2 separate regions of the Homo sapiens genome follow, and region 2 is linked to region 1. A link is a loop called in an ENCODE intact Hi-C map of the cell type or tissue named here. Cell type or tissue: IMR-90. All regions are shown on one strand. Links, peaks and the distances in the headings refer to the core of each region. The heading gives the core; the rest is flanking DNA. Region 1 overlaps LOC105369474 (a long non-coding RNA gene). Region 2 has its middle 350 kb from the start of LINC02719.

The links. Hi-C counts contacts between places; a loop is a spot of excess contacts. Peaks named below come from ENCODE experiments on the same cell type or tissue, not always from the same donor. Only the 100,000 strongest peaks of a DNase experiment are listed, where the experiment ranks them.
Region 2: a loop joins it to region 1, with 2.3 times the contacts of the local background. A loop is called at or near these places in 1 of 110 quality-filtered maps.

The regions. Positions count from the first base shown.
Region 1 is chr11:106,369,292-106,385,382 of GRCh38, forward strand. The region is part of intron 2 of LOC105369474 (a long non-coding RNA gene); the gene reads left to right. Among named protein-coding and RNA genes, the nearest start is that of LINC02719, 250 kb to the left of the region's middle. In IMR-90, for the core only: no CTCF peak of the experiment used is centred there; no DNase peak of the experiment used is centred there.
Region 2 is chr11:106,475,338-106,491,428 of GRCh38, forward strand. No RefSeq gene overlaps it. Among named protein-coding and RNA genes, the nearest start is that of LINC02719, 350 kb to the left of the region's middle. In IMR-90, for the core only: no CTCF peak of the experiment used is centred there; a DNase peak (open chromatin) is centred at 7,734; H3K27ac peaks cover 173 bases.

The DNA.
Region 1 (16,091 bases), core at 5,190-13,189:
ATCAGAATATACTTTTATTAAATAGAAATTCTAACTTAAAATGAAGCAACGTATCTTAAGAATCATCCTACTGGAGAATACCATTTATTTATAGCTCCCTCTAGCTTTCCTACTTAAGGTCTTAAACTGGAAGCTTTTCACAGAGGGAAAAGTTTTTACCTGGGTGAGATGATACCAAATCTTGCTCAAAGACTGTACTGTTTTATGTCTCCATGTTCTCTGAGCCTGTCACTTTAACCATGATACTCAAATCTAATTGGAATTTGAAAACCTGCTGTGAGTTCCTTCGTGATTTTTTTTTCTCTTAAACAGTTATGAAAGAAAGGTGTTGGGATTCTGTCTTCAGATATGTAACATTTTATGGATTTTTTTTTCCAGGTAGCAGTCCTTTGAATTTTCTTTTTCATACAATGCAACTTGTCTTTTAGTATCCACTGGACAGTGGGGTTTGCCAGTTTCCACAGTAAATTATGATTCCTTGAAGCTTTGAATGCTGTTTTCCACATTGGAAAATGGGGGTATATAAAAAGGCTTGAGATTTTTAGAGCTCTTAGAGATATTTCTGTACCATGGACCATTTTGTGGAACCTCTGGAAAGGTTACTTGAGGGGTTAATATTGAGGATGATGACAACTTCTCCTCAACTCAACAGAAAAGCATTAGTAATACTAGAAGGACATTCTCTTGGCTCCAAGAATTTAATGTTCAAACTGGAAATTACTAGAAGTCATATAATTTAATAGAAGAAGATACTGAATCTCAGAGAAGTAAAATGACTTCTCAAAGCTCCACTAGTTAGAAAGTGCAGCCAAGACTGAAACCCAGGCATGCTGACCAATTAAATGTGTTTTTCAGATAATTGCCATAGATAGCAGGATATGGACTCATCCTTTCATCAAATTGATGAGATTATTTATTGTGCTTAATTTGTAATCTCTCCATGAGCTTTGATTGGTCAACTTTAAGGTAATTCTTTGATATTGATTAGTTAGCAGCTAGATTAAAATGTCCAGAAAAGTACCAGTGAGAACTAGGAGGTAAAAAACCCAGAAAAGTCAGAGGCCCTCTTGTCAAGGTCAGTTACAGATGAGGAGATGACAAGGTTCATAGGGCCTACACCTAGATGTTGAATGCTGCATTTTGAGTTTTTTTTTTCATTCTATTATATGTTAACAAATTTCTCTCCGATATGGCTGTACCAAGATTCACTCTCACAAACCAATCCTTATGTGATCATTACATGTCAGACATTGCACTAATTATTTTATGCACATTAGCTCATTTGTTTTCACAATCATCTTACACATTGAAGTGCTGGTATGGTTATCCTTGCTTTAAAGATAAAAAGTTGGAGGCACAGAGAGATCAAGTAACATGTCCGAGGTCCTCCAGCTAGAAAGTGGCAAAGCCAGGGTTTCAACTCAGTCTGATTCTCACATGCACACACTTCATTTACTTCTCAGTACCAGCTACTTCACATCCTCCCCAACATTATTATGACAAGAATTTAAAATTTTTGTGAATATGATGTTTGTTAAATTGTATGTCTTTAAATTTTGCACTATGCTGGTTAATAATGAGGCTGAGTTTTTTTGTTTTTTTTTTTTTTCTGTGTTTTGGCTTCTTATATTTTTGTACTTGTGAGAGTTTTTTTCTATGTATCCTAAATATTCATTTCTTCTTGGTAGTGGGCATTGTAAATAATTTCTACTCAAATGTGGCTTGTTTAATAAACTTGTTTATAGTGATTTTTGTTTTATATAAGTTTCATGTAGTTGAACTTGTCCATTTTTTTTTCCCTGAGTGTTTTGTGCTTTTTGGTCTTATTTAAGTGATTTTTCCCTGTTTCAAGGTTTTGAAGATATTCACTCACCTCTTTTTATGAAAAGTTTTAACCTTTTGGCTTTCACACTTAGGAATTTAATACATATGGGATTAAATTGTATTTATGTTGTGAGGTTAAGAATCCAGTTTTTAATTTATGTATAACCAATTATTACAGCAGGATTTATAAAATAAATGATCATTTCCATGCTGATTTGTAACGCTACTTATATACATATCAGTTCTCCTGCCTATCCTTAGATCAATGATACATTGTCCTCTTATACCTTTATATTAACTCTTGATATCTGTCGGAGTGAGTTCCAACCATGTAGCTCTTTAAAATTGTCTTGGTTATTCTTGCCCATTTGGTTTTCCATTTAAATCTCTGAAACTGTTTATAATTTCCAATAAAACCTGCTGATATTTTGATTGGAATTATATTGAACATGTAGAATAATTTGCAGAAGATTGACATTTTTATGTTACTGCAACTTCCAGATTCCTGTTTTATCTCTCCATTTATCTAGGTCTTTTAAAAAGTATTCCCAAAGAATAGTCTACATTTCTACATGAAAGTCTAATACACCTTTTATTAGTATTATTTTTGTTTGCCTCATATTTCTATTTATACTGTCATTCTATCTTTATAAAATTATATTTTATAATTACATATGATATGTAAGAATTTAGTTGAGTTTTATAAATTCATATTATTGCCTAGTATTTTTGCTAAGCTCTTAATACTCTAATAAGTCTTGGGCCTGGGAGTGGTGGCTCATGCCTGTAATTCTAGCACTATGGGAGGCTGAGGAGAGTGGATAACTTGAGGTCAGGAGTTCAAGACCAGCCTGGCCAACATGGAGAAACCCCATCTCTACTAAAATAAAATACAAAAATTAGCTGGGCTTGATGGTGCACACCTGTAATTCCAGCTACTTGGGAGGCTGAGGCAAGAGAATCACTTGAACCTGGGGGGGTGGAGGTTGCAGTGAGCCGAGATTGTGCCACTGCACTCCAGCCTATCTGACAGAGCGAGACCCTGACTCAAAAAAAAGATAAAACTATAATAAGTTTTTATAGAGTCTCATGAATTGTGAATAATAGCAATTTAATTTTTGCTTTTTAATTTTTTTTTTTGAGACAGGGTCTCACAGTGTTGCCCAGGCCGACCTCAAACTCAGCCTAGGCAACATAGTGAGGCCCTCCCCTTTTTTTTTTTTTGGTTCCTTGCTTATAATAAACTTTAACATGTACAGGATTTATTATCATTGCTTCACCTTGGACATAAAAATTAAGTCAATAGGAACTCGTATAATTTTATTTGCTGTAAGTAAATAATAATCTGCTGTGTTTCAGAAAATGTGTGTATGCATTCAGTATATTAATATATTGAGATATAAAAACTTAACAACATGTTATCAGATCAACAAAATTCCCTTTTAGTCCTAGTTTGTTGAGAATTTTTGTCAAGAATAGTATTGAATTTCCATAAATGCTTTTCTGAGTCTATTGAGATGATCATAGGTTCTCCAGAATTTAATACCAGAATTTTAGTTTCACTTGCTTGTATACTGTCAACATTAGTCTTAAAATAATTATATTGTATTTTTGAGGTTTGGATTTTTGAAAAAAACTGTTCCTTAGCTCATCATTCTAGTTTGTACCTCAAATTTTACTTATAGATTCAATATCCTGTTTCTCTAATTATATCTTTTGGAGGGTTACTCAGAAACAACTGTTAGTATCACTCTTTCTTAGCTTTGGTTGATTTTAAAATGTATTTATTTCTACTCATTTAAAAATATGTTATAGTTTTTCTGCTTTTAAATCAGATTGATAATTACTTTCTCTTTAACACTTTAAAAATATTCCATGATCTTTTGGCTTCTAATATTGCCATTTAGAAAGAAGAATACTATCTCAATTTATTACTCTTTTTTGGAAGTCTGGTTGTTTTTATAAATTTTATGTCAGTGGTGGTGTGCAATGTCAGTCGATGGGTCTAGATATAGATTAGTTCTGTTTTTTCTGGTTGTCATTTTTTGTGCTTCATGAATCTGAGTTCATCAACACCAGAAAACTTGCAATTATTTTTACAAGAAGTGCTGCTCCCAAATTTTCTCTGCTCCATCCTTCTGAAATTATCTTTATTCAAATACTAAGACTTTTATTTCTTGAACTCCTGACCTCAAGGAATCCAACTGCCTTAGCTTCCCAAAGTGCCGGGATTACAGGCATGATCCACTGCACCCGGCCCTAGGACTTTTATTTCTGTTAACTGTGTCAGTCTAAACCTCTGGCATATTTTCCTCCTCTTTGTGTTTCTGTTTTTCCTCTGTTTAGGTATTTTGTCATACATTTTCTATATCACCATTTAGTTATTTTTAAAATATGTCAATTCTTTTTCCATTAAGACCTTATTTTATATCTTCAATCAATAAGCATGCTTGTTTTATATCTGTATCCAGTGATTCCATTATCTGAAGTACATAAGAGTATCTATACCTGGTCTATGTGGGGTCAGTTGTCATTTGTTCATTTAATTTATAATTTATTTTATTTTCAACTAGTCCAAAGAGGCTTTATTCATGTGAATCCTGTAGGTCAGACTTGAGTCTTATTCTTCAGAGAAGGTTTACACTGGGTTCTGCTGGATTCTCTTATTATCAATTCTTTCATTCCATTGACTAAAATGTTTATACTGAGAACCTGTTATGTACAAGGCACTTTTCCAGTTGATTGAGATATATAAGCAAATATAAAAGACAAAATTCCTGCCCTCCTTGAGCTCACAATCTAGTGGGGTGGAGGGTATTAGGTAAGTTCTAGTGAGGGTGGATAATAAGTAAGTTTTTTTTTTTTTTATTTAGAAGGTGATAAGTCTTTTGGACAACAGCAAAAAGTGAATGAGGATTAGGAGATTAGAAGGAGTGGATAGGTTGCAATTTTAAATTGAGTGGTGAGAGAAGACTTCATTGAGAAGCTGACATTTTAGCAAAGGTTTTATTGGGCAAGGAAATTTTCAGTACACATATACAGAAAAGAAATTCAAGACAGAGAAGAGAATGAGAAGAGAGAGAAGAGAACAAATATGGCTGGTATTTTCGAGCAATAGGCAAGAAGACAGCATGGATGCTGTCTAAGTGAGGAAAAATAAAGATAAATTACTAAGTGAGGAAAGATAAAGTCAGAGAAGTAACAAGTTTCTTTTGATTAATTTATTGGTTTGGGGATTCCTAGATCCCATAGGTAATATAAATGCATATGTTAAAATTGGGTAAGAACAGGCCTACAATTTTAATTCTCAAGAGAGGCCTATATATGCTTTTTATGACCAACTGCACTGTTTAAACAGACAGGCTTCTCATACCTCAACTATTGGTGGTGGATGAATTTTCTTTTCCACCTTTTCATGAAGTTATAACGCTTCAAGGGTTGAGAAACTTTTCAGGCATATCAGTTCCAACTCCCCACATTGCTCAAAACCAAGGCCGATTTTTCTGTCCCTAAGTGGCCATTGAAACCTAAAAATCTTTGGTTTCTGAGGCTGAGAGACTCGATAACCCCAGTGTTATTTCACACTTCCCACTCTTTCAGTTTCTTCTTTGTTTCCGATCCCTGAGGACTTCTCTTACTTTCTTGACAACTGAAACGTGCATTTAAAATACTGCCTGTAATAGTTTATTTAACATTTTCCAGGTGCCTTTTAGGCAGTTCAGTTTTCACATTTTTGAAAACAGAAGTCCAAAACACTTTCTATATACAGGTGGGGAGACAGAGGTAAAGGATATATTTTTCCTGCCTGAAGGAACTCACATATTAGAAGTAGATATAGAAACACATGATTATGTTTAAGTATAATCACCACTCTGATAAAAGCTAGTAAAAACTGCCATGAAAACAGAATGTAGATAGGTATTCATTTGAGTGCGCTGAAATGGAGAAGGCATCACTAATGATGCAATAGATGATGTGAGCCTGGAAGAATTGATAGTAGGCTGCCATGTGGAGGGAGAAAGCTTTTGTGTTCAAAGGCTTAGAGGAGAGTAATGAGGCTTGTGGGGCCAAACGGTGGTGCCTTGGGAAAGATGGAGGTGTGGGAATATTATGTACTTAAGGAGGTAAAAAGATGATTAAGAGGATGAACTTAAAGGAAATTTTCTTATTTAAAATTTTATCTCAGCTGGGCATGGTGGCTCACACCTGTAATCCCAGCACTTTGGGAGGCCGAGGTGGGCAGATCACCTGAGGTTGGGGGTTCAAGACCAACCTGACCAACATGGAGAAACCCCATCTCTACTAAAAATACAAAATCAGCCGGGCATGGTGGCACATGCCTGTAATCCCAGCTACTGCAGAGGCTGAGGCAGGAGAATGGCTTGAACCCGAGAGGCGGAGGTTGCTGTGAGCTGAGATCGTGCCATTGCACTCTAGCCTGGGCAACAAGAGTGATACTTCATCTCAAAAAAATAAAAATAAAAATTTTTATCTCAAGCCCTCCGTGAGTGCCAGGTACAAAGTTAGGGTTTAAAGGAAGCCAGTGTTCTTTATAGAGTGAGGTTTGTACACATGGGCCAGTACCTATGAGATTTTCCCACAACAATCAATTTAAACTATTACTGAAAAAGACTTCCTGAGCTCCCCTACCAGAGTTTTAAGACTTGTTTTCTATAAAAGTCCTGTTGATAAACAAATTCTCTCTAGGATGACCATCTTAATTTGCCCAGGACTAAGGGAGGGCCCAGAACACAGAACTTTGAGTTTTAAAACTGGTGGATGTCCTGGACAAACAGGGAAGAGATGGGCACTTTAGATATCCCCCTAGAATTTAAACCTCTACAAGAGCAGAAGAATGTTTAAAATGTTACTTGGCTTGTGGTAGATGATTAGCAAATATTTAATGCAAGAATTATACATGAATGAATATTTTTGCCATACAAGAAGGTATCCAGCTACCTCAACACATCCAGTTGACATTTAATAGGCATATCCAATTTTACATATCCAAAGTTGACTGTGAGAGGCCCCATCAAACCTTCACCAAAGGGAAAAATAGACACGTTTTCAGCTCTGGTGTCTGGAACAGTACTTAGGCCATTGTTTCTAGTGGAACAGGGTCAATGTAATGGAAACGAAAGACAAATAGGACCTTCACACTCAGAGAAAGTTATGATGAGCAACACTGGAGCAAAATTCCCCGTAGACTAGGCACATTATTTAGAGAATAGGCTATCCCTCTTAAAGAATTTATGATGAAGGCTCCTGCTAGTTTCCTGGTGACCAAAATGAGGCATACATCCACATCTTCTGGTTTTTCTATTTTTTGGAAAATTTTATGGCTAATGAAAATAGAAACTATTGCAAAATGTATTGTCTTCCTCTGAAATGTAAAGATTTAAGGATTGTTGTGCACTTTTCTCTTTCCAGACAACTTGCATTTCTACAGCCTTATATTAAGTGCTTTGGGGATATGAGCATATCTGAGTAGAATAGAGTGAAGCAGAGATGGAGGGGATCTTGCCTATGCATAGTGTACATTTCCTGGGCTGTTTAGAAGAGGAGGTGTTATTTGAAGGGAGATGTTTCAAAACAGGGAGTTGGGCTTTTGAAATAAGGCATGGTAAACATGAGAGATACACATTTGATCCCACAGTGTATTTCAAAGACATTTTATAAAGGTGCAAAAGAGTCAAGAGAAACATGAAAAAGGGAAACAGGATTCATTCTGGCCTCCTGTTATGCTGCCTAATGCTGAAGAGACCTCTTTTCCCAGCTCTGCCATTGTTTTCATTTTGGAAGTATTGATATCGACACTAACAGCATTGCCAACTGGGACATTTTCCTGCCTCTTAAAAGAGGGGCCAATTCATTTGAATGGTATTCTTAACTTTGATTTCTATAAATAGGATTCTGGAATAGTCAAAACAAATATATATTTTTTAATATTAAGTGGGAAATGTAGCATGGTTATTCCAAACTCACCTAACCTGCATTCAGGGATCAATCCGAAAGTTCCTATTTCTGCATCATAATATTGTTTTTCAGATTGATGCTGAACATTAGGAAAGGAAGATTTATTGGCACAATTTTTTTTTAAATTTTTTTTGAGATGGAGTCTCGCTCTGTTGCCAGGCTGGAGTGCAGTGGCACGATCTTGGCTCACTGCAACCTCCACCTCCTGGGTTCAAGAGATTCTCCTGCCTCAGCCTCCCGAATAGCAGGGACTACAGGCACATGCCCCCACACCCAGCTAATTTTTGTACTTTTAGTAGAGACAGGTTTCACCATGTTGGCCAGGATGGTCTCAATCTCTTGACCTCGTGATCCATCTGCCCTGGCCTCCCAAAGTGCTGGGATTACAAGCATGAGCCACCGCACCTGGCCTTTTGGCACAATTTAAAACCTTCTCAAGTCATTTAAAGAGATCAAACAAATCATTTTCTCATTTTTTCCCAAAACTTCTATTTTTATCATAAAACAAGGGAGATATCCATTTTTTAAAAGAAGTTAGAAATATATAACACATAAAAATTATAAGTTCTATAGCATGCTACATTCCAGAAATAACCCTATACTTACCCAACAATAAAAAAGAGTTGTGTTGCAAAATCCCTTGTGAGATAGCAAAGGAAAAGAGATCTAGTCAGAACTAAAATGGAAATAGTGTTTAATCAAATGCAGATAGTGAAGGGATAAATTCAATCTATAAACTATAACAGGGTAGCATGACAGACTAGGTTTTAATCCTATCACACAGGAAAAAGGTACATGCTAGGCTGGAAATTACTGCAGTTACCTACACTGATGATTTACAGGATGGTTGAGAAAAAAGTAATGAAACCAATTTCTCTCTCACTTGCACTGGAGGTTTTTTCGGGTCTTTGAGTGTAGAGAATGGTAGAAGATTACAGCAGAGCAATCTAATACTAAAAAACTCCATATAGATATTTAAAAATCTAATAAAAATAATCAGAGCAGGGTAGGGAGAGGAGAAAGAAGCTAAACATTTGGGAAGTCCTGTTCATAAAACTCTTCTCTATAAGAATTTCTTAAAGCCATCTATATGTTCCGTGTAGCAACATCTGCCCCTCCACCCCTTCATTTAACAGAGTGTGCAGCATTCAGTTTGAAAAGATAACATGGTTGATGCTTCCTCGCCCCCAGCATTCATCATTATTCTCTCTGTAGGTCTGAGCTGGGAGGATCTTCTTTTTCTTATTTGGCCGATCTTATGTTTCCTAAAAAGACTTCAGTATATTGGATGAAAATCTCTGTCTTCTCTTTTCTAAGCTTTTTATATTTATCTATGTGAATATGTAATATTTTTGTAATATAATATATACGTATTGTATTTATGTTAGTTCTTTTTGAAAATAATTCTCTGCCAGGTAGAAATTAAGGAGTACTGCCTATGTAAAATGAGCCTGGGTTGGAAAGAAAACAGGTGGCTGCAGTCAGATAATCATCCTACCGTTTCTGTCTTTATCAACCCCACCCTCAGGTACCTATCTCTGGCTCCTAATTCTTTCATTGGTCCTCCTTCTGTTGCAGAACACTGAAACCTTACCTGCAGCTTCCTAGTGGTCTCTCTGGTCTGTTCCCCCTGTATATGACTGCTTTTCCTAGCATTGATTCCCCTTCTCATTTCTGATACCTATTCCTCTAAAGACCTTGGCTCTGTGCATCTGCCTTGTTACTGCTTTATCTCTCCTTTCCTGTCCTCCTCCTCCTCACCCTCACTCAATCACGGGAAACCCCTTCCAGTCTGGCATTCTCTTTTCAGTTACGGCAATTGTCTCCTCCCAGTGAGAGTCTTCTGCAGGCTTTGCCTTTTCTTTGATAAGAGGAGAAGTACAGAATCATAGAGACAACTGTTGTTTGATTGCATCATCCTGTAGATTATTTGTTCAAAGAGGGTCTTGCCTGCTGATTTATGTAAATTAATCCATAAAGGGAAAACACTGCTTAAACCAAGAGCCCCTGAGTCACTAGAAGGGGTGAAAAATCCATTTCTTTCTACCAATCCTAAATTTACCAACTTTCCCAATTAGTCTCATATCACACATATCAAAATTTGCTTACGAGAAATTGCCACCAAGTTTGAATATGATTGGGTAGTTAGAGGAGCATTGATAACCTGCCTGTAGTTCTTTATGTTATAAATTCCACTAAAGTCTAGTTATGATTGAATGTTGGACTCCAAGTGACTCCTGGCTTGCTTAAGTAACCAAAACCATAACTTACCAGCGCCCCATGCTGTCAGTTAAAGAAGGAAGGCTCTCTTTCAAGATGGTTGTCCCTGGGAAATTGGTAGCTCCTCTGCTCACCTCACTGGGGACTTTATGTCACCATTTGCTTAGGAAGCTGTTCAAGATCTCTCTAAGTGTTACACAGAGACCCCCCCTTCCCCCCACTCCCACTTTCTGCCTCACAGGTTTCTAACGTACAGTGGCCAAGTGAGATCAAAAGAGCAGATGAGGTGTGGTTATTTTGTGGCTTTTTTTTTTATTGTTTTGCTATTTTCTATGTAGAGGCAAAGACTAAAGAATTTTTACCTCTTACATTTTGATGGTGTATTTCTTTGGATCACACCTGTCTAACCCATCTTGAGAGACTTTATTAAGGTGTGATTTAGCAATAATAGGAATTGAGGAAATTTGAAACTTAAAATATAATAACTACCTGTCATGACTGGTTAAAAATATGACAGTGATGCCACAGTGCAGATACTTCCCAGTAATCAGAACATTTCTTTCTTAACTTCTGCAGTCTAATTTAAGTCAGCCTCCACAGCAGTTGCTTCACCCTATCTTCCTCATATCAGATCATTCCATCTGAAACTCTGAGACTCTAAAGCAGCCTTAGGCCTCCCAGGTCAAGGCGTGTTGCCATTATAAGATCACTCAAGCACCATCCATTACCACTCACTTGCTCACATGCAATTTTAAGGAAGCAGACTTGTAGCTAATTAGAAAAAATAGCTGTTCAATTCATTAAAAACTATCTTATGCTTAGAGAGAGGAAAATACACTTTAAAAATGTGACATGTGAAAATCTATTTTTCAAACAGAGAAATACTTTGTGAAAGTTGTTATGAATGTTTAAATACAGGACTAAATCACCTTTTTTTTCAGAGTAAAATTTTTTTTTTGACAGTTTCTGGTGGTCGGAATCCCCCGTTATGCTAATTTTATTTCAATTGCCCAGTCAAGGATGAGGAGGGAAAGAGCAGTGCTCTGACTCCAGCCAGGCTTCGGAACTCTGGGCTTGGAATTGAATTGGGTCAGAAATGGCAGCTCACTCTAGGGAGTGGTACTAAGGGAAGGACTAAATGGGGTATCCAGAGTAGAAGTGAGTAAAATCTAGAGCAAAATAGTTAAGTCAAACAAACAATCAGTCTAAAGGTTGATGGAGAAAGGCAAACCCTGGTCAAAAATGTGGTTGAAGACAGTGGGATAGAACAAGTGGGTTTTGGTGAGTAGATGTTGGGCAGAGAGGGGCTGGCTCCACTTTTAAGGGTATCTGTGGCCACTTGGGAGATGAGGGAGCTCTAAGTGTCTTGGGAGGATTAACCTTTCTTTTATTTTGACTGAAAGCTTGAGATATGTGTAAGAGTAGAGTATACAATAGGAGGTGAATTCCAGCTTCCAGTCATACCTGGAATGCTCGGTACCATCCCATAACTGCCCTTGACATGGAGAGTCAACGAAAGCTGGCCAAGAGACTCATAGCCAAGATCAGCATTGGGAAAAATGTACAGTGATGGAAGTTTTCTTAGAGTTATTCTTCCAGTCTCCTCTTTATTCCCAGACAGTGTGTCACTTGGTGGGGAGGAGGCATCCATAGGCAACTTCTCATCTTTTAAGCTAATGGGTCTCAAAATGTGGTCCCAGGAACTCTGGGGGATTCCTTAACCCTTTTCAGGAAGTTCACAAGGTGAAAACTACTTCCTAGTAATACTAAAATGCTTTTTGCCTTTTTTTCTTTTCATTTTCTCATGAGTGTACAGTGGAGTTTCCAGTATTAGATGGTAACAGACTGAATGCAGAAACAGACTGGAGAACCTAGCTGTTTTCTATTAAGCCATTTTTATTTGAAAATATGTAAATTAATGTCCTTCTTGTCATTATTGTGTCAGTCTTGTACAGTTAGTTATTTATAAAGATACATTATTTTTGTGAATATATTATGTGTTTATTCTTAGTTTTAAATAAATTTTTAAAAATTCAGTTTTAATTTCTGATGTAGTTTACCACGTAAGCAAAAGCTTTGGAGGTCCTCAATAATTTCTATGAGTATAAAGTGGTCCTGAGTCCAAAAAGCTCGGGAACATTGTTTTAGGTCTATGCCTTTCCACTGTCCCTGTTCTTGAAGCAGGCGAAGCTGGCATCTGATTCTGAGATATGATGCTGAGAGCTCCATGCAGGCTCCTCTTATAACCTCTCCCCATTAGTCTATCACTGGTGCCTGACTTATCACTACTTGCAATTTCTTTATTTGGATTAAGTGATAGACAATGCAGAGCACTCTAAAAGATAAGTTTATTAAACTTTATCAGCAGTTAGCATCCTTTCAATATTGAACACCCATATAATAACACATTATTTAGTAGTTCCCAAACTTTAGAGCACATGAGAATAGATAAGTTGTTTACTGGAGATTACTCAGGCATTACTTGTTTTCTGGAATCAATTTTTGGAGAGTTTGGCTCAGGAATCTGCCTTTTCACAGAGTCTTCAGGTTATTTCTAAGTAGGCAGTTGGAGGGCCAAAGTTTTTAATATAATGTTGTGTTTATCTTGCTCACTGCATCTACAGCACTCCATCTACAGCAAAGTATATGACATATAATAATGAGATTTAAATAAATATCTGCTGAATGAAGGAATTAGGTAGTACCACTTCAGGTGCCCAGATTGAAGAATCTTGACAACTGTCTGGTGAGTCAGACTTCAGGAGGAATGTGAGGATATGGAAATGCGGAATCCACGACAGCCTGAGGGCATTGTGAGCCTCAGGAAAGAAAGAGAAGGAGGATAGGGAACAGAGAAAGAAGAAATAGAACCAACATTAGTGGCTGTGCCCTAGTATAGCTCTGGCATTATGCTAATAGTTTACATATGTCACCTAATCTTAATTCTCATGACAACCTTGAAAGGGGAGTATTGTTACGTCCACTTGGCTGTCACAGATATTCTCTACCCACCCCACCTCACCCCATGTTTCTGGGCTATACCTGAAATACATAGAATGGATATTTGACTATAGCAAATAAAATTTTTTACTAATTCTTCTTCACCCATTCTCTTCATCTGTAAAACAAGGTGGAAGTTGAGAACCAAGTGGATAAATCTTGAAATGTCTCCCAAACATCCAATCTTCCATTTTCCCTGAACTTACGTGCTGGCTTTCTGATTGCTTTGCCTTTCTCTGGATTACCACCATGTCCACATTCTGGACCAGGGAAGGGCAAAAGAGTGAGGAAGTCCAAGGCAAGCAACTTTATTTTAAAAAGCGGTGCAGAAATTGCACTATTCACTTAGGAGATGTGCCATCTAGGTACATAGGATTGTCCTCTTTAATCTGTCAATGTAGTTAAATTAATTAATATACTTTCTAGTGTAGAATCAATCTTGCATTCCTATGATGAGCTCAAATTAATCATGACGCATCATTTTTTATATAGTTCTAAATTTAGCTTGCTAATATTTTGTTAGAACTCTTGCATTTATGTACATGAGTGAGTGGTCTATACTTTTCTGTTTCCATTTTGCCTGTAGCTAATTTTGGTATTAAGTTACACCCGTATCATAAAATGTGCAGTAGAATATTTCCCTTTTCTTATCTCAGAAAAGATTTGTGTAAGTGGGATTTTTTTTTCTTTAAAATTTGGTACAACTCAGTGGTAAATCCTTTTGGGTAGTTTTTAAATGACTTATTTTCTTTAATGTTATAACAATTTGTGTTTTTCTATTTAATATTGAGTCAGTTTTGGAAATTTGTATTTTTCTAAGAATATGTCCATTTTACGTGTTCTCAAATTAATGGCATAGAGACATAGTATTAACTTATTTTTTAAAATCTCTATTATACTCTTAAAATTTTTAGTATTGTTTATATATGCCATTTCTGTCTCTTTTCCCCTTTCTCTTTCATAATCTGTTTTGCCTAAGGTTTGTCAGTTTTATTAATGTTTTCAACACATAAGCTTTGCTTTTCTTGATCCTCTTTATTTTGCCATAGTTCCTCTTTTCCCATTAATTATTGCCCTTCTCATCTTTATTTTATTTTTTTCTATTTTTTGGTTGACATTTTTCTAACTTCTCAAGTTGTATGCTTATTTACTGACATTCACGTTTCCTCCTATTCTAATAAAAACATATAAAGGTTACAGATTTCCTTTAATGTTGATTTAGCTACAGTTCAAAAGTTTTGATATAAAGCTTTTTATTATCTTTCAGTTCTAAGTATTTTATAATTTCTTTTGTGATTTTTCTCTTGGCCTTTGAGTCATTCGGTTGTGTTTGGAATTTCCAAATTATGAAGTTTGAAAATATTTTTTCTTGTTATTAATGTATACCTCAGTTAGACTAAAAGTAGATTTTGGGGTGCATGACACTAGATTTTTGAAATCTTTGCAGATTGGTTTTGGCCCAAAGTTTCACTTTCTCATTTCTTGATTTTTTTTTAATGTTTCTGTTTCTTTTGGAAATGTTTATCTTGAGAAATAAGAGCATCACTTAAAACTCCTGAGAAACATTTAAGTGCCTGAGCTGTGCAAATAATCTCCCCCAGTATTAAATATTGTGTCTCCCTTCTTTCTTCTTCATGACTCCGCAGTAGCTAGCTAGCTGTGACACACTGAGATTTAAGCAATGCTCTTTTATCATCTTGTCACGACAATATGCTGAAGCACAGCCCCTCTAATACATCTTATCACCTGATTGATTTCCACTCACGTACTTTAGGGCAGCTATTCCTGTCTATGCTGCTCAATCTTTGGTCACCCCTATAAAATTTAAATCCTTCTGATATTGTTTCTTTCTCTCCCATCCTAATCTGATTCCCCTACCAATTCTTACCACGATGCCCTTTTGAATCTCAGGATTCTCTTTAAACCTAAATGGTAAACCTTTTCAGGATCCTCTTGCTAATCTTCTCATTCATTTGAAACTGAAAAAAGAGAAGCTGGGGTCTGGCAACTAGAAGACTGCTGCTTTTCTCTTTATAGGCTTCTCCCTCTCAACTCATTCTGTTGAATGCTCCCTTGTTGAAAGAGCTGTTTAAATTGACAGTCTTCACTTCTTTACCTCCCATTCCCTTTTTAACCCATTGTAGCAGAGCTTCACTTCTTATTGTTTCTGCAGAGACACAGGGAGTATTCCTGCCTGTGACCCAAAAAACACCATCCATCCACAAATGACCAAATTGTGCAACACAGAAATGTGGTCCTCTTGTATTTGTGCCCAGTTCCTGGTTTAGTCTTCAATCTTCGGCTCCATCTCTGAAGACTGAGATAAAATCTGTCTTTTGCCAACTCACGTAGGATTTATGTGCAGTTTATTCAAACATGCTTGGTTTCCAGAGATTTCTGTGAATCAAATCTATTCTCCACAAGGCATACAGCATAATCTTTCTTAAATGTAAATCTAATTATGTCTTCCCATTACTTAAAACTTTGCAAAGGCTCCCTAAGGCTCCTAAAGTAAATTTAAAAATTCGTTAAGAATGGTTTACAAGCCCCTGAACCATCTAGTCAAGGCTTTTGTACTTAGATTCATGCTGTTTCTCCATTTCTGCTATACTACCTACAGTTCAGTTCAGGGCTTTTCTTATTATTATTTGTGCTTCTCAAAAATAACTATAGAATATGCTGGGAATGTAACCTCCTGAGACAGGGAGGGCTGGCTAGAACTGTTCAGTCCAACCTTAGAAAGAAGATATCTCTCAATGCACTATCCCAGCTATTCACATGATCAGAGGCTATTAAACCCAAAGCAGACCCCTTTCTGGTGTGATACAAGTGATATCAGCTGTGATACAAGTGGGGCATATGTCATCAAGACTTCATTTGCTCTGGGCAGCTTTTCTGAGCCTTGGGGGTCTAGCATGCAATGGATTCTAGGCTTCTATTTTCCCTTGTCTATCTGTAAGTAATAAATTTGCTTTATGTAATTTGTGTTAGGTGTTCTATCTCATCAGAATCAGACAAGTTGGTAACCAGTGACCCTGCTTTGCAATATCTATATCCATTTTAGATTATTT
Region 2 (16,091 bases), core at 4,189-12,188, 110 kb after region 1:
GTGAATATGATTAAACTCAGTAGGAGGGTGACGCATCACTGGCTCTCCTGAACATTTGGATATGCGACCATTAGAATGACCTTCCTGGCCAAGTAGGGCTGAAGAGTTTTACAAATGGTTCTGGTAGATAAGCAATGAAACTAATCAGAAGTTTTTTCAGGATGCAGAAGTTCAAAATGGTGCCATTTTATAATCAAGTACAACACTGAAATTGGAGTTTCTTGTTTCCTATTTTCTCATCGTTTAGAAATAAAATCCATTTGAGCAAATAATTCAGATAATGGTGTCTTGCCATGCACATGAGCATGACACCTTTAAAAATGAACTTTTAGATGGGTATGCTTCTTTTGGCTTGGCTTGAGATGCAGGAAATCTGAGCTCTTTTTTTTCCAGACTTACCTGTGGGATTATATTTGTGATCTCACTTTATTTAACACTCTGTGTCCCAGGACACTGACACTTCTGTAAAAAAGAGAAAAGAAAAAAAGAACTGTCTCCTGGGGTCTCCTGACTTGCATATCCTTTAAGATAAGAGAGTAAATGGTCTTAAATAGTTTTACTGCTCTTTAAGGAATGAGTCTAATATATGAAAATTTAAATCGATACATCATGAAGTTGTTTTTTTGTGTGTATGAATGTCTGTATTTAATTTAATTTTCAACAACTTTTTCAAGGTGTAATTGTTATAGAAAAAAACTGCACTTATTTAATGTACATGATTTGATGGGTTTGAACATATGTATGTATCTGTGAAACCATCACCATAATCAATATAATAAACATTATCATGTTCAAAAGTTTCCTTCTGTTTCACCTTCTTTTTTTGTGGTAAGAACCCTTAGCTTGAGATCTGTCCTCATAACAATTTTTTTTTTTTTTTGAGACAGACTCTCACTCTTTCACCCAGGCTGGAGTGCAGTGGTGTGATCTCGGCTCACTGCAACCTCCGCCTCCCAGGCTCAAGCAGTTCTCATGCCTCAGCCTCCGAAGCAGCTGGGATTACAGGCACACGCCACCACGCCCAGATAATTTTTGTATTTTAGTAGAGATGGGGTTTCACCACGTTGGCCAGGCCGGTTTTGAACTCCTGACCTCAGGTGATCCACCCACCTTGGCCTCCTCATAACAAACTTTTAAGTGAACATTCTAGTATTAGTTATAGGCTCTATGTTGGATAGTAGATCTCTAGAAATTATTCATCTTGCATAACTGAAAATTTATATTTGTTGAATAACATCTCTCCATTTCCCCTCCGCCTAGTCCCTGGTAACAATCATTCTACCTTCTGCTTCTGAATTTGACTATTTTAGATACCTCATATAAGGGAAACTGCAATATTTGTCCTGTCCTTATTTCACTTATTTGTCTTATTTCACTTGCCACATTGTGCTCCAGTTTCATCCATGTTGTCACATATGGCAGGATTTTCTTCTTTTTTAAAGAATAATATTACATTGTTTGTATATGCCACATTTTCTTTATCTATTCATCCACTTATGAGCATTTAAGTTGTTTCCATATCATGAATATTGAGAATAATGCTACAATAAACATATGAGTGAACATATCTCTTTGAGACCCTATTTCAATTTAATTAAATATATACCCAGAAATGAGATTACTGAATATATAGTTTTTTTTTTAATTTTTAGAGGACTCTTCATACTGTTTTGCATAGTGGCCACACCATTGTACATTCGCACCAAAAGTGTACAAGGCTTTAACTTTCTGTACATTCTCATCAACACTTGTTATTTTTTGTCTTTTAGATAATAGCCATCCTAACAGGTGTGAAGTGATATCTTGTTTTGGTTTCAATTTGCATTTTCCTGATGATTAGTAATGTTGAGCACTTTTTCATATACCTGTAGACCATTTATATATCCTCTTTGAAAAAATGTCTAGTCAGATCCTCTGTTATTTGCTTTGTTATGGAGTTATAGGCATTCCTTATATATTTTTGATATTAACTCCTTATCAGATACACGGCTTACAAATATTTTCTCCTATTTCATAAGGTGCCTTTTCATTCTATTATTTCCTTCCTTTGCTGTGCAGAAGCTTTTTTTTGCTGTGCAGAAGCTTCCTTTGCTGTGCTTCCTTTGCTGTGCAGAAGCTTCCTTTGCTGTGCAGAAGATTTTTGCTGTAATCCCACTTGTCTATTTTTTCTTTTGTTATTTGTGCTTTTGGTGTCATATCAAAATCATTGACAAGACCACTGTTATGAAGAGTTTTCCCTATGTTTTACTCTATGAGCTTCATAGTTTCCAATCATGTGTAAGTCTTTGATTCATTTTGAGTTGATTTGGAGGTATGGTGTAAGAAAGGGTTCAGTTTTATTTCATGTTTTGTATGTGGATATCCAGTTTTCCCAATACCATTTATTGAAGTTTATTCATTCCCTATTGTGTATGCTAAGCATCCTTGCCAAAGACAAGTTGAGCAGATATGCATGTGCCTATTTCTGGGCTCTCTATTCTGCTCTATTGGTCTTTATGTGTATATGCCAATACTACATCATTTTATTTACTGTAGCTGTATTATATTTTGAAATGAAGAAGTGTGATACTTCCAGCCTTCTTTGTCCAGAAAAATTTGGCTAGTCAAGGTCTTTTGCAGTCTCCTAGGAATTTTAGGATTGTTTTTCTATTTCAGTGAAGAACGTCATTGGTATTTTGATCAAGATTTCATTGAAACTGTACATTGCTTGGGTAGTGTGGTTATTGTAACAGCATTATATCTTCCAATCCATGAATATGGGGTGTGTTTTCATTTAATTTGTGTCTTTTAAAAATTTATTTCATCAATGTTTTATAGTTTTCAGTCTACAAGTATTTTACCTACTTGGTTAAGTTTATTTCTAAGTATTTTATTCTTCATGATGCTATTGTAAATGAGATTGTTTTCTTAATTTCCTTTTAAAAGAGTTCATTGTTAGTGTATAAAAATGCAACTGATTTTCGTACAGAGATTTCGAATCCTACAACTTTCTGATTTCATTTATTAATTCTAACAATTTTGTTGTGTTGTTTTTAGGGCTTTCTATCCATAAAATTGTCATCTGCAAACAGAAATAATCTTACTTCTTCATTTCTGATTTGGATGTCTTTCATTTCTTTCCCATACCTAATTGTTCTGGTTAGAGCTTCCAGTACTATGTTGAATAAAAGTGGTGAGTGGGCATCCTTGTCTTGTTCCTCATCTTAGCAGGAAAGCTTTCAGTTTTTTACTTTTGAGTATGAGGGCAGCTGTGGACTTGCCATATATGACCATTATACTATGGTAAATGCCTTCTATACCTAATTTGTTGACAGTTTTTATCATGAAAGTATGTTGAGTTCTGTCAGAGGTTTTTTATGCATCTTTTGAGATGATCATGAGATTTTTACCCTTCATTCTGTTAATGTGATGTATCACATTAATTAATTTGCATATGTTAAACCATCATCCCAGGGATACAATCCACTTGATTATAGTGTTGATGACATTATTGGAGTCGTTTTAACGTAGAAGAATTATTTGCTTTTTCTTTACCTCCAAATGGCAAGGTTCCTTAAGGTTTTTGAAACTGAATTTGATTTATAAATCATACAGGCAGCCAACTTTTTCAGGCATGCTTTCATATTCTATAGCTCATATGTACATAACTAAATTGCTATATACTGTATAGTTATATGTAAGAGTGGATGAGTACTGACTACCTTCCAAAGGAAGAAAATCTAGAGACACACGAGCAAATAAAATAGGAAGCAAATCACATGCAGTAATCACTGGACTCACTATTCCTATCCAAAGCTTCAAAAATAAGTTGTTTCTAGGTTGGAAGGGCTAAAGGACTTTCTCTCTTGCTCTTCTCAGATATTTGAACCAACACTGAAATATACAAAGAACAGCTAAAAGTTTCTTTTCTTTCCAGACTCTTCACTTCCTCTTTCGCCTATCTGGAAATTTTTCCTCTTATCTTTCTCACCTAGGGTTCTTTTCATCTGCCATATTCTGGTCCAAATATTACCCCTTCAGAGAGGCTTTCAATCATCACTTTATCCGAGGAATGTACTCACCGTATTCAGTAGCACACCCTCTTTATTTACCTCATAGCAGTTATTGCTGTCTTTGATTATTTTCTTATCTATTGTCTATTCTTCCCACTACCACATGACATTCTCAAAGCTAGGAATTATTCATTTAATCTGTTTATATCCCCAGTTTAAATAAAAGAATATTTACTTGAATACTTGTCAAATAAATGAATGAGACTTAGGGAGACTTACAAAGTGATATATTTATTAAACTGCATTGTCTACAAAATTGGGTGGGGGTAAAGGTAGCTTCTAGAGACTATTTAAGGGAATAAGAATCATTGCTTAGTTTTCTGCATATGGCTAACTGTGTAGATGTTCTTTGGCTAGCTTTATTAGTATTCCACAGCACCTCCTGCTGCCACCTAGAACATGTCTTGACTGTCTTCCTGCTCTGATTAGAGATGTGCTGTCTGAGCACTCATTTCAGTATCAGTTAAGCCAGACATAATTGAGGAGGGAAATGAGCTGCTCTGCATGCAGACGCATGTTTCCCCAAAACAAACAAACAAAGCTAGTGAGCAAGAAAAAATCAGTGAATTGCAGCCAGAAAAAAAGAAAAGATTTTGTCTTAGAAACAAAAGATCCGAGGCTCAAGTCTTTCTCCGCAACTCAAATTCCCTTGATTAAGTCACAAGGCCTTTTTGAGGCTCAATTTTGTTAACTATTATGTGGGTATAATAGCAACTGCCCTATGCTCTTAGAGTTTCTGGGAGAAATGTATGGCATGGAAAGCACTTGGAAAACTGTAAAGCTCCCTCTCCACAAAAGGAATTGTTTTTAGAGTATAATTGAAATATCAGGCTCTATAATATGTAAACAAAATCCTGTGAAGTAAGGATGTAACATCCTACAAGAATCCCACAATCTCATATGGTCCTGGCCACTAAGAAACTCAATATTATATGTTTATCCAACAAACATCCAGGCTCTAGGATTGACACTGTAAGAATAAGAAAGATATAGTATCTGTTTCACATAGCTTACAATTCAGGGGTGAGAATGAGCTAAGAGTAATAATAGCATGTAATAAGTGCAAAGTCACAGTTAGCGTAATAAGTGCCATGTCATAATTCGTGCTAGCAGAAGTACCAGGACTCCTGGAAGGGCGTGAAAATATTTCTCTGAAGGAGATATATATATAGAATCTAAGACCTGAAATATAAATAAGAATAATGAGGTTAAATGGTAGGAGAATGCTCCAAAAAATGAAAGCATTTTTGAAGTCCAGGAGTAAATAAAAGAGAGAACAAAGAGGTTTTGAGGAAAATATAAGATGTTGTTATGGGTGAAGCTCAGTGTGTGAGGTGGGGGTTGATAAGAGGTAAGGTTGAGAAGCTCTGCTGGAGCCATGAACTGAAGGAATTTAACTTTATTGTGAAATCAGTGCAGGGATCTTCAAGCATTTCAAAGCACAGTGGTGAAATAAGATTTTGTTTTAGAAGGGTTACTCCGACTACAGTATAGAAAATAATTAGGCAAGAGTGGGAATAGGCATATGAGTTAGGAGGTTGATTAAGTATCCTAGGTAAGACATAGAACTGAGTGTTGGCAATGGGGATGGAGAGAGATTTAGATGCTTGGTTTAGTGAGAGGAATGAGTCAGGTTCTCTAAATTGTGATAACCCCTATGTCTTCAGACTTCAAAGCATTCCACATTCTCCACTGGGAAGTAGAAGAAAGCTTCATAGTGGTTTGACTTTTTTTTTTTTTAAATTTCTGGATCTATCTTTAAATATCCCAATGAGCTTAGGAAGAAAAACTCAGTGCATAAGAAATTTTGTGCTGTGGCTTCTTCAGAGAAGCTCATGAAGAAAAACTACATCTTTAAAAATTAGGAATAAAATGTGTAGGTTTCTATTTATCCATAAGATTTCAGGTTATTTGCTTATTTAACCAAGTATTCAGCAACAGAGAAATTGTCATTATTGCTCAAACGATTACAATACTGTGTTAATATGTTTTGTACTGCTTTAACAGAGTACCTGAGACAGGGAATGTCATTTTGTGCTGCCATAACAGAATACTGAAGCTTTATAAAAAACAAATTTATTTCTCACAGACTGGAGATGGAAAAGTCCAAGATCAAGGTCCAGCTTCTGGTGTTAAATGAGGGCCTTCATACTGTGTCATCTCATAGCAGAATGCAGAAGGGCAAAAAGGGACAAACTCTGTGTCCTCATTTGGCAGATGAGCAGCAAAGAGAGAACGCACTCCCACAGCCCTTTTTATAGTGGCATTAATCCATTCAGGAAGGTGAAGCCCTCATGACCTAAACACCTTCTATTAGGCCCCCACTCCTAACACTGTTGCAATGGGGATTAAATTTCCATTGCATGAATTTGGATTATAGACAACACAACAATACGTTTAATGCGAAAATACTTGACATTATTTACTATTTTTATTGACATTCTTTAGAGACTTACAGAGGCACATGTCATTATTATAAACCCTACCTTTTACTTACAGTTGTGGGTGTCAAAGGATTGAGACGTTGGAATGAGAGATCTTTATTGATACTAGCATTACTCTGCAAGAATAAATCCCTGCTACCGCTCATCTGTTTTCATTAAAAAATCATGTGTAGAATATATAAACTGTAAAAAAATCTTTTTTTTAAACTTTCTGATTGCTTAGATTCCAGGTAAGTATTTCAAAAAATCCTACAGATAAAAAAATTATACTAAGGATTTAGATTGTTAGAGTAGAAAGACAGTAGAATAATAACAATATTTGCATTGATTGAGGAGTTACTACTTGTCAGACATTGACCAGTAACAGAAATAGTGGGGATCTGAATCCAGGTCTACCTTTCAAGTACATGATAGGCAGTTTTCTCAAGGTTTCAACTGGCATCCTGCAGTCTACACTAAGTCCGAAGCTTACATTTTGCTGGCCTAATGTGGGCCCATATAATGTTTTAATTTTATTTTTCAATGAATTGCCAACATTTTAAAATTGAGGTGCTTCAACCATATTCTTGAATTTCTAGTTTCTTTTTAAAAATTGTGAAATATGACTTTATTTTCTCACCAAAAAAAAATCAAAGTTCTGCTTCAGTATAGTATAGTGTAGTATAGGACAGTCCAGTATAGTATAGTATAGTATAGTATAGTATAGTATAGTATAGTATAGTATAGTATAGTATAGTAGTATATATAGTATATACAGTACGGCACAGCACAGTACAGTCTAGGAAAGCTTATACCATGTACTCTGAAGTTTACCCTAATTCTCTCTGTTGCATTTCTATTACCAAAGCCAAGTTTAAGTTGCGCTGACGATGAATACTTGTCCTACAATTTTAAGATAGAGTTAAAAAGAGTGTTGATTATTTATGATGTATTCATGTTTCTCTAATGTTAAAAACTGAAAGTCTAAGAGGATTGCATGTTTAAAGAAAAATGGGAGAAAATATACATCTTTGGGGCTTTGAAAAATTATGTCTATTTACATGAAGTTCCTGGCCCACTGAGTTTTTGACAGCTGTTTACCCTTCTTATTTGTTTATTATAACTTTAGAATGGAGGCTCAGGCACAGAATGGAGGCTTGAGTATTTTTTAAAGCTCCCAGTAATCTTAAAGAGCAGCTGAGTTGAGAATCACTGGGTTAACCACACAGCTGGTTAGTGCCAGAGCCAGATCCCCTGACCTAAGTGTGCCCTAAGTGTGGGTGACTCACACAAAAGCAGAGAAGCAGCTGCTGTAAACCCACCCCCACCCCGTAGCAGGACAAAGCCCCCCATTTAAGTGGAAAGAAAGGTCTTTTGTGTTTTGCTTTTATCTTACATTTTCCAAGCTTTGCTTGTTGCTCTTTACTCTTGGAAAATATTTTTTAAAATCTTTACAATTTAACACAGCCACTCGCCTATTTATAACAAGCCTGCAATTGGGAAGAGCTGTATCGAATTTTGGTGAATCATCATCCCCTTCCAGCAGGAAAGGCATAATTTATATAATGGGAAGTGGTGGAAAGGTGAGCTATTTCATACTGAACTAGAGGTTCAGGAAGTTACTGGGACATAGTTTTTTTTACCTGAAAATCAAATCAAAGTATGCTAGAATAAATCTCCCAGAGCCCTGACTCTTGACAGCCAGGGGAAGCAAGGATAGAGTGAGAACATGTGAAAATTGAAGTGGAGCAGAGTCCAGTTTTCCTATAGGCAGCAAGTGCACAGAGCATAACAGAGCTTTATGCTTCCCTCAAGAATTTCACATATCAGTTTGGGAGATAAACTGACAGCAATGGGAATTAAGTGAGGAGTCTTAGGAGTGGCTCAGTTCAACTGACTTCTGATCCAGTGTGTCTCTGTAAAACTCATACCTTTGTTGTCATTGGGCACACAGTGAAGAACTGAGAATTTGTAGTCCAAAAATAAATACGGAGGTATATCCATTTAATACCTGTTTAAATATTTAAAATCCTGAGGAGGAAAGCCTTAAACTTGGTATCTAATTATCCGTTCAATTATGAGCAAATTTTCAATCGGATCGAAGCCTCCAATGCTTCTCAATATTGATGAATCATTCAATTTGCAGAAAACCCAGAACTAGGCACTCTGGCTTAACTAGTAAACTAGTTAACCAGTCAATTAGTAAACACCGGTGTTGATTTCAGAAGATCCTTAAAATCTCCAAACAGGTTTCATTTTAGTGGTGAGTCTTAGCTGGGTGGAGGTGGTCGAATTTGTGAACCTATTTGGTAAAAGCACTTTAAAATGTCAGTGAGCTTATAATATTAAATCTGTGTTGTAAGCCATACCTCACAGCTCCTGAACTTTATGGGTTTGGGTGCAGGGAGATAGGATTTAGCAAGTGGAATGACGCATCTGGGTTTTGACGGGCTGTTCTATGGGATTCTACTTTATTTATGTTTAATTTCTGAATCTAATTGACCCATATGTAAGTAATGATTTCTCTAGGTGTTCTTCTGCACATTCACACCATTGCCAATTGTGCAATGATTCATATATCCATCTTGGAATCTGTTAGATTTGAATCTGAATTTCTCGTCAAGTATGTACAAGCTATATGACCTCAGAAAGCTTGTTTATTTTTTTCTAAATTTCAGTTTCCTTGTGTGTAAAAATGAAATAATAATAGTCCCCACTCTGTAAAACCATTGTGAAGATAAGATAATGTATGTTCAAAACAAACAGACAAAGTGTCTGGATCCCAATCAATGTTTAATGTAAGATATCATCATCACCATCACCATCCTCATTCTCCTCATCATGACCATTAGATCTTTAGCTATCAAACACTGCTTATGTTTAAAAGTAAGCAGTCATCCCCCACAAAGCTTCTCCTTTTTGAAATCTCCAATCTTTGCAGTTAGAATTTATGTCTTTCTCCTCAACTTTCCTTAACAGTTTGTTTAAGCCCTTATTACTCTAAAACTAAATTATAGCCTGGCTTATATCAGAGAATTTATTTCCGTAATATGCAGTGAATTCCTTAGGAAGAGTTTCTATCTCTTATTTATTTTTATTTTCCTAAGATATATTAAAATGGCTAACATGCAGAACATATTTGTTGTTGTATTAAATGCTTCTAGGTGACTAGTTACTGTTTCTAAATTGGTCTTATCTTCCTGCTGCTTAGTGCTGATGCATTAAAGATATTCATAATTTCATGATAGTACAAAAGAAAGAAAATAAGGGAAAAAATAGAAGGCAATGACTAAAATATTTATGCATTTTAATAGCATATTTTTTCTAGCTGTAAAAAAATTGGTAAGTACCAGAAAGTGTAAAGAAATATGAATAAATTTATCTTTGGCTCCTCTACTACAAAGCAATTTCAACATATGTGTTTTGACATATATATTTTTTAGTTATATATATATATACACTTTTTTTTTTTTTTTTTTGAGACGGAGTCTCGCTCTGCCACCAGGCTGGAGTGCAGTGGCACAATCTCAGCACACTGCAACTTCCACCTCGCAGGTTCAAGTGATTCTCCTGCCTCAGCCTCCCAAGTAGCTGGGATTACAAGTGAGCGCCACCACACCCAGCTAATTTTTGTATTTTTTGTAGAGATGGCATTTCACCATGTTGGCCAGGATGGTCTCGATCTCCTGACCTCATGATCTGCCCTCCTCAGCCTCCCGAAGTGCTGGGATTACAGGCATGAGCCACTGCGCCCAGCCTAATATAGTTTTAATAGAAGTTGATTACACTGTGTGTATGCACACACATATAAGAATATTTTGTACACTTTTACTGTTGTTTAATTATTCATCTTTTCCAATGAAATTAAAAATCTCTTCACAAAAACTTCTTCACAAACTTTTTTTTTAATGGTACATATTATTTGATCTCATAGCTGGTTCATAATTTACTCAGTGATTAACACTAATTTGATTCATTCCAGTTTTCATTATCATAATTCATGTTGAAACAGATATTTTGCACATAAATATGTGTTCACATTTCAGATTTTTCTTTGGGACAAATTTCTATACGTGGAATTATTGAGTCAAAGAGTATGATTCACAAATACTCACAGAGTTCTAGACTATGTTTTAATATAAACCTAAAAGTGGACTTCCCAATAGAAAAATAAAGTCAAGGAATAAAAATTAAGCAAATTCCCAATAAACATATAAGAAAATGCAATCTTGTCATTATCAAAAGAAAACCATTATTAAAGTTATGACTTGTTACACTGTGTTATTGAAATAATAAAATACTATTTTAATATACACAAAAAGATTTTTTTAAAATTGTATGACATTGTCTTGAGAAGGAAATGAGTACATGGTATTTGTGAAAGTATAAATTGCTGCCAAGTTGTGCATTTTAACAACACTTAACAAGGCATTAGAATAGTGCAAATGTTTTGACCCAGGAATTTATGAAAATAAATATACGTAAATATATTTCTTTAAGGGTTTTGTATTACATATTTTTTTGTAAGCTTTAAAAATTTTTAGCAACATAAATATCCATTTGAAACATCATTCGTAATAGTATCAGTATTTTATTGCGTGGATATATTACGGTATTTTTTAAAAACAAGCACTATTTGTCAATCACTTAGGTTATCTCTGATTTTCCTTTCTTATAAAAATTGCTGTGCTAAATATCCTTGTTGCTAAATCTTTGAGCATGTGTCTCTTTTTAATGCCTAACATACATTTTTAGAAGCTAAATATTTGGTACCAAGTTTTAAACTGTGGTTGTTTTGGAAAGTTGATGCAGTGAATATGTTTTACTTTTCTCTCTTTCTTTCTTCTCCCTATATCCATTTGTTAGTTTTTCTGCAAAGAGTATACACAACATTTATTAAAAAACAAAGATGGTGAATTGTATGCATACATTATTTACCTACTTTCTTCCAAGTCCAACAAAATATTAAATATATTGTTTTAAAACCTAAACCTGCCAGATAAAAAGCTATAAAGTAGCTTACACATCAATTTTTTAATTTTTTAAGATTAAGAAGTTTATTAGTAAATTAAAAAGTATTAACCTCAAAACCAATAAACAACTGACACATGGTGTATGATTTAACATCTCAAAGAAACTAATGCTTTTTTTTTTCTTTTTTGAGAAGGAGTCTTGCTCCATCACCCCGGGTGAAGTGCAGTGGAGCCATCTTGGTTCACTGCAACCTCCACCTCCCAGCTTCAAGCAATTCTCCTGCCTCAGCCTCACAAGTAGCTGGGACTACAGTCGTGCACCGCCACACCCAGATAGTTTTTGTATTTTTAGTAGAAACAGTGGTTTCACCATGTTGGCCCAGCTGGCCTTAGACTCCGGACTTCAAATAATCCATCCGCCTCGGCATCCCGAAGTGCTGGGATTACAGGGGGGAGCCACCACGCCTGGCCTCGAAGAAACTAATTATTAAGCTAGGATTGGAAGCAGCTCAAAAGCAGCCCAATTTGTATGAATAAAAAAGTCAGGGGGAAAAAAAAAGAAATGGCAGCACAAGGTAATTATGCAAGTAGGAATAAAAATGAGATAAAAATAGAGAGATTGGTTGGAAGTAGTGAGACCTACATTCCCTACCCGACCTCATGCAGTCAGATTATTCATCTTTCCCAAATGTAAGCTGATAACTGAGGGTTTATTACCTGGAAGATAACTGAAAGTTTATTATCTGTAGAGATAAAAGTGACAGTTTCTGGACTGCGAGTCTTAAGCATAATTAAAAATAGGGGTATCTACTGAAAACAGGAGTACTAAGTGGAATTCCATATACTAAATGATACAACCCCTAGCATCTGTCCTCACTCAACTACCAGAATTCTAACAACTAGGTCAAAAACTACAGACAGGTGATTGCCAGACTTTTGTTTGAAGAATTGCATAAGGCCAAAAGAGAAGAGTTACAGACATAAACAATTGGAGAACTGGTGGTGGGTGCAGGCAGGAGGGGAATCAATAAACTAATACAGATCAATTCTTTATCATGAAATCAACCAGTGACAATATTTGCCCACGTGCTCTCTCTCTCTCTCTCTTATACACACATCTCTTCACCCAAAAGTGCCTAAATTTAATATGAATATACAGCAGCACATCATCAGGCATTTGAGCAAATAATTCAACATGAAATAGATAACAAAAATATTTTTAAAAAGAAGAATAGGAAATTTAAGGATATAGTAACAATTCAAGAGCACTTTTTAAAAAAGTATAATTTTCCCACAGAAACAAGAAAATATATTTCATCTATAAAATAAGAAAGACTATTAATAGAAAGGAATATTCTCAAAAAAATTTTGAAATTAAAAGTCTTAAAACCCAGTAGAAGGGTAAAAAATTATGTTTGAGGAAATAGCCTACAGTGAATCAAAAAGACAAAAAGATGAAAAAAGGGGAGAATATATGAATAATTAGAGAAATGGTTTAGAGAATCCACTCTTTGATCTTCAAATAATAGGTGTTCGAGAGAACAAAGTAAATGAAGGAAAGGAGATTATCAAAGAAACAATTCAAGAAAAACTTCAGTAGCCTAAAGATGTAAATTTTAAGATTGAAAGGGTCAATTAAGCACATAAGAAGCAGATAAAAATTACTCACAAAACACTGTTAAATTTTAGGAAAGCAAGGAAAAGGAGAAGATATTAGTTCTCAGAAAGTGTGAGAACATAGTTAACAAGTACTATTTGTCAAGCTTGGGAAATATCAATGAATAAAAGATTTGTTGAATCTTTCAATTCATAAACATGGTATATCTTTTCACTTATTTAGATATCTTTGGATTATTTTTATCAGTACTTTGTGGACTTCAGCATATACATCATGTTCATGTTTTGTAAAATTTAAACCTAGTATTTTATGTTTTGAGCAATGTAAATGATGTTGTACTTTTAATTTTATTGTCAACATGCTCTTTACAAGTGCATATGAATACAATTGATTTTTGTGTGGCTAAAAAATTGTATCTTTGTTGAATTAACTTTGCAGTTCTATAGGTATTTTTCTTGAGATTTTCTATGTAGACCACCATATCATCTGTGCATAGATATAGTTTTATTTTTTTCCAATCTGCATGCTTTTTGTTTTCTATTTCTACCTCATGGTGATAACTAGAACTTCCAGTACTAAGGTGAAAGTAATAATAGAGTGGTCACCCTTTCCCCTCTCCCCTTAAGATCAAGGCTGTTCTGCCATTCTGTGAGTTTCCACATGCTGTTCTGTCCATCCTAGTGGGAGCTGCTTGTTAGTCCTGTCTCCTATCCACCATTTTCCACAATCTTCCAGTTAGCTTATTTTGGTTAAAGATGTTGTTGCATTCTATACACTTGATTCTTTTCTGCCTAGTTATTACATAAATTGTTGAGATGAGGTGCTTCACTTAAAACTGTGGATTTGTCTATTTTCTTATTCAATTCTATCAGGTTTTGCTTCACTTATTTTGCAGCTATATTGTTCGGTACATACACATTTTGTATTATTTTGTCTTCTTGGTGGTGTCTTGGTGATGTCTTATTATTAATGATTAATTTTTTTCATCATTAGTAATGTCCCTCTGTCTCTTTTGATTTTCTTTCTCTAAAGTTTACTTTATCTGGAATTAATATAGCTGCTCTTGCTTTTCTTTGATTACAGTTTGCATAATGTATTTTTTTAACATTTTATATTCAAGTTGCCTACATTATTTTATTGAAGTGAGTTTTCATACACCACATATTGTTAAGGAATATTTTAAAATTAACTCTGCCAAATTTTGTCTTTAGATTGGTGTATTTAGACCATTTACATTTAATGTAATTATCTTCGTCAGTTTGGGCTGTTATGACAGAGTACAATGGACTAGGTGGCCTAAAGAACATTTATTTCTCATGATTCTGAAGGCTGGAAATTCCAAGGTCAAGGTGCCAACAGATTTAGTATCTGGTGAGAGTTCACTTCCTAGTTCATAGACAGCCTTCTTCTCACTGTGTCTTCACATGGTAGAAAGAGCAAAGGAGCTCTCTGGAGTCTTATATAACCTCACTCAGGAGAGCTCTACCCTTATGACCTAATCATGTACCAAAGACCCTACCTCCTAATACTATCACTTTGGGGATCAGGTTTCCCACATATACACTTTGAGAGGACATAGACTTAATCTGTAGCAGTAATTATTTTTATACTAGAGTTTCAGTCTTCTATTTTGGTTTTTTTTCTCTGTTTTTTTTTTTTATTTCTCTGTTTTATTTTTCTGGCCTTTTTTAATGGGTTACTTGAAAATCTTAGATTTCTACTTTATCTATAGGGTTTTTGAGTGTATCTCTTTGTATAGCTTTTTTTAGTGGTAATTCTAGTTAGTATATAATTTATGGCAGTCCACTGGTGTCATAGTGGACTTCCACTGAGCCTTCCACTGAGGTTTTACCAGTTAAAGAAGGTCTTACGTCCCTGAGTCCTTTTACTTTCCACCATTTATAATATAAATTTCCTGATTATGTTTTTTACATATATTTAAACTGCATCATATAAAGTCATAATTTTGCTTCAATCATCAACCATAAGTTGAAAACACAAAAGAAGAAAATGCATTATATTTATTCATATTTTACTTTCTGTTGCATTTTCTACCTTCCTCATACATAGAAAACTTTCTCTGTAGAAACTTTCTGTGTAGAAAACTTTCTTTAGCCATTTTTTTAGTGTAGGTCTATTGGCGACAAAATTTCTTTTCTTTTAATCATTATTTGAGAACCTTGATTTACCTTTTACTTTTGAAGGACATTTTCATTATATGTGGAATTCTAGTTTTACAGTTCTTTCGGCACTTGAAAAATGTTGTGCCACTTTCTTCTGGCCTCCTCCCATGGTTTCTTATGAGGGATTTAGTGATTTAGATTCCCCTACTCCTATGGGTAAGCAGTTGTTGCTTTCTTACTACTTTAGATTATGTTGTTTGGTTGTTTCTTTTTTAGTTTCCAGAGGTTTTACTATGATTTGTCTTGCTATGAATTTCTCTGGGTTTATCCTATTTGGGGTTCACTCAGCTTCTTGTATGTATAAGTTATGTGTCTTGCCAAATTTACAATGTTTTCAGCCATTATTTACTTAAGTAATTTTTCAGCTTTGACCTTATCTTCCTCTCCTTCTGAGGTTCTGATGGCACTAATATTTTAGTTTTTTAAAAAAGAAATAGTTTTTCAGGTTTCTGAGGCTCTGCTTATTTATTTACGGCTTTGTTTCTCTCCACTATTCAAATTGGATAATTTCTTTTGATCTATCTTTCAGTTCATTTACTGTTTCTTTCCTCTCCCCTTTCCATTTTGTTGTTGGTGCTGCTGTTGTTGTTGCTGCTGTTGTTGCTGCTGCTGTTGTTGCTGAGCCTTCCACTGAGATTTTTAAAATTTTTTCAGTTATTGCATTTTTTTTCAGCCGAAAAGCTTCAATTGAGTTTTGTCATTTGGATTTTTCATTTGTTTCAAATATGTTCATAATTACTTATTGAAATGTTTTTATGATGATTCATTTAAAATCTTTCTCAGATAATTCTAACATTTCTGTCATCTTGATGCTGGAGTTTATGAATTTCATTTTTATATTC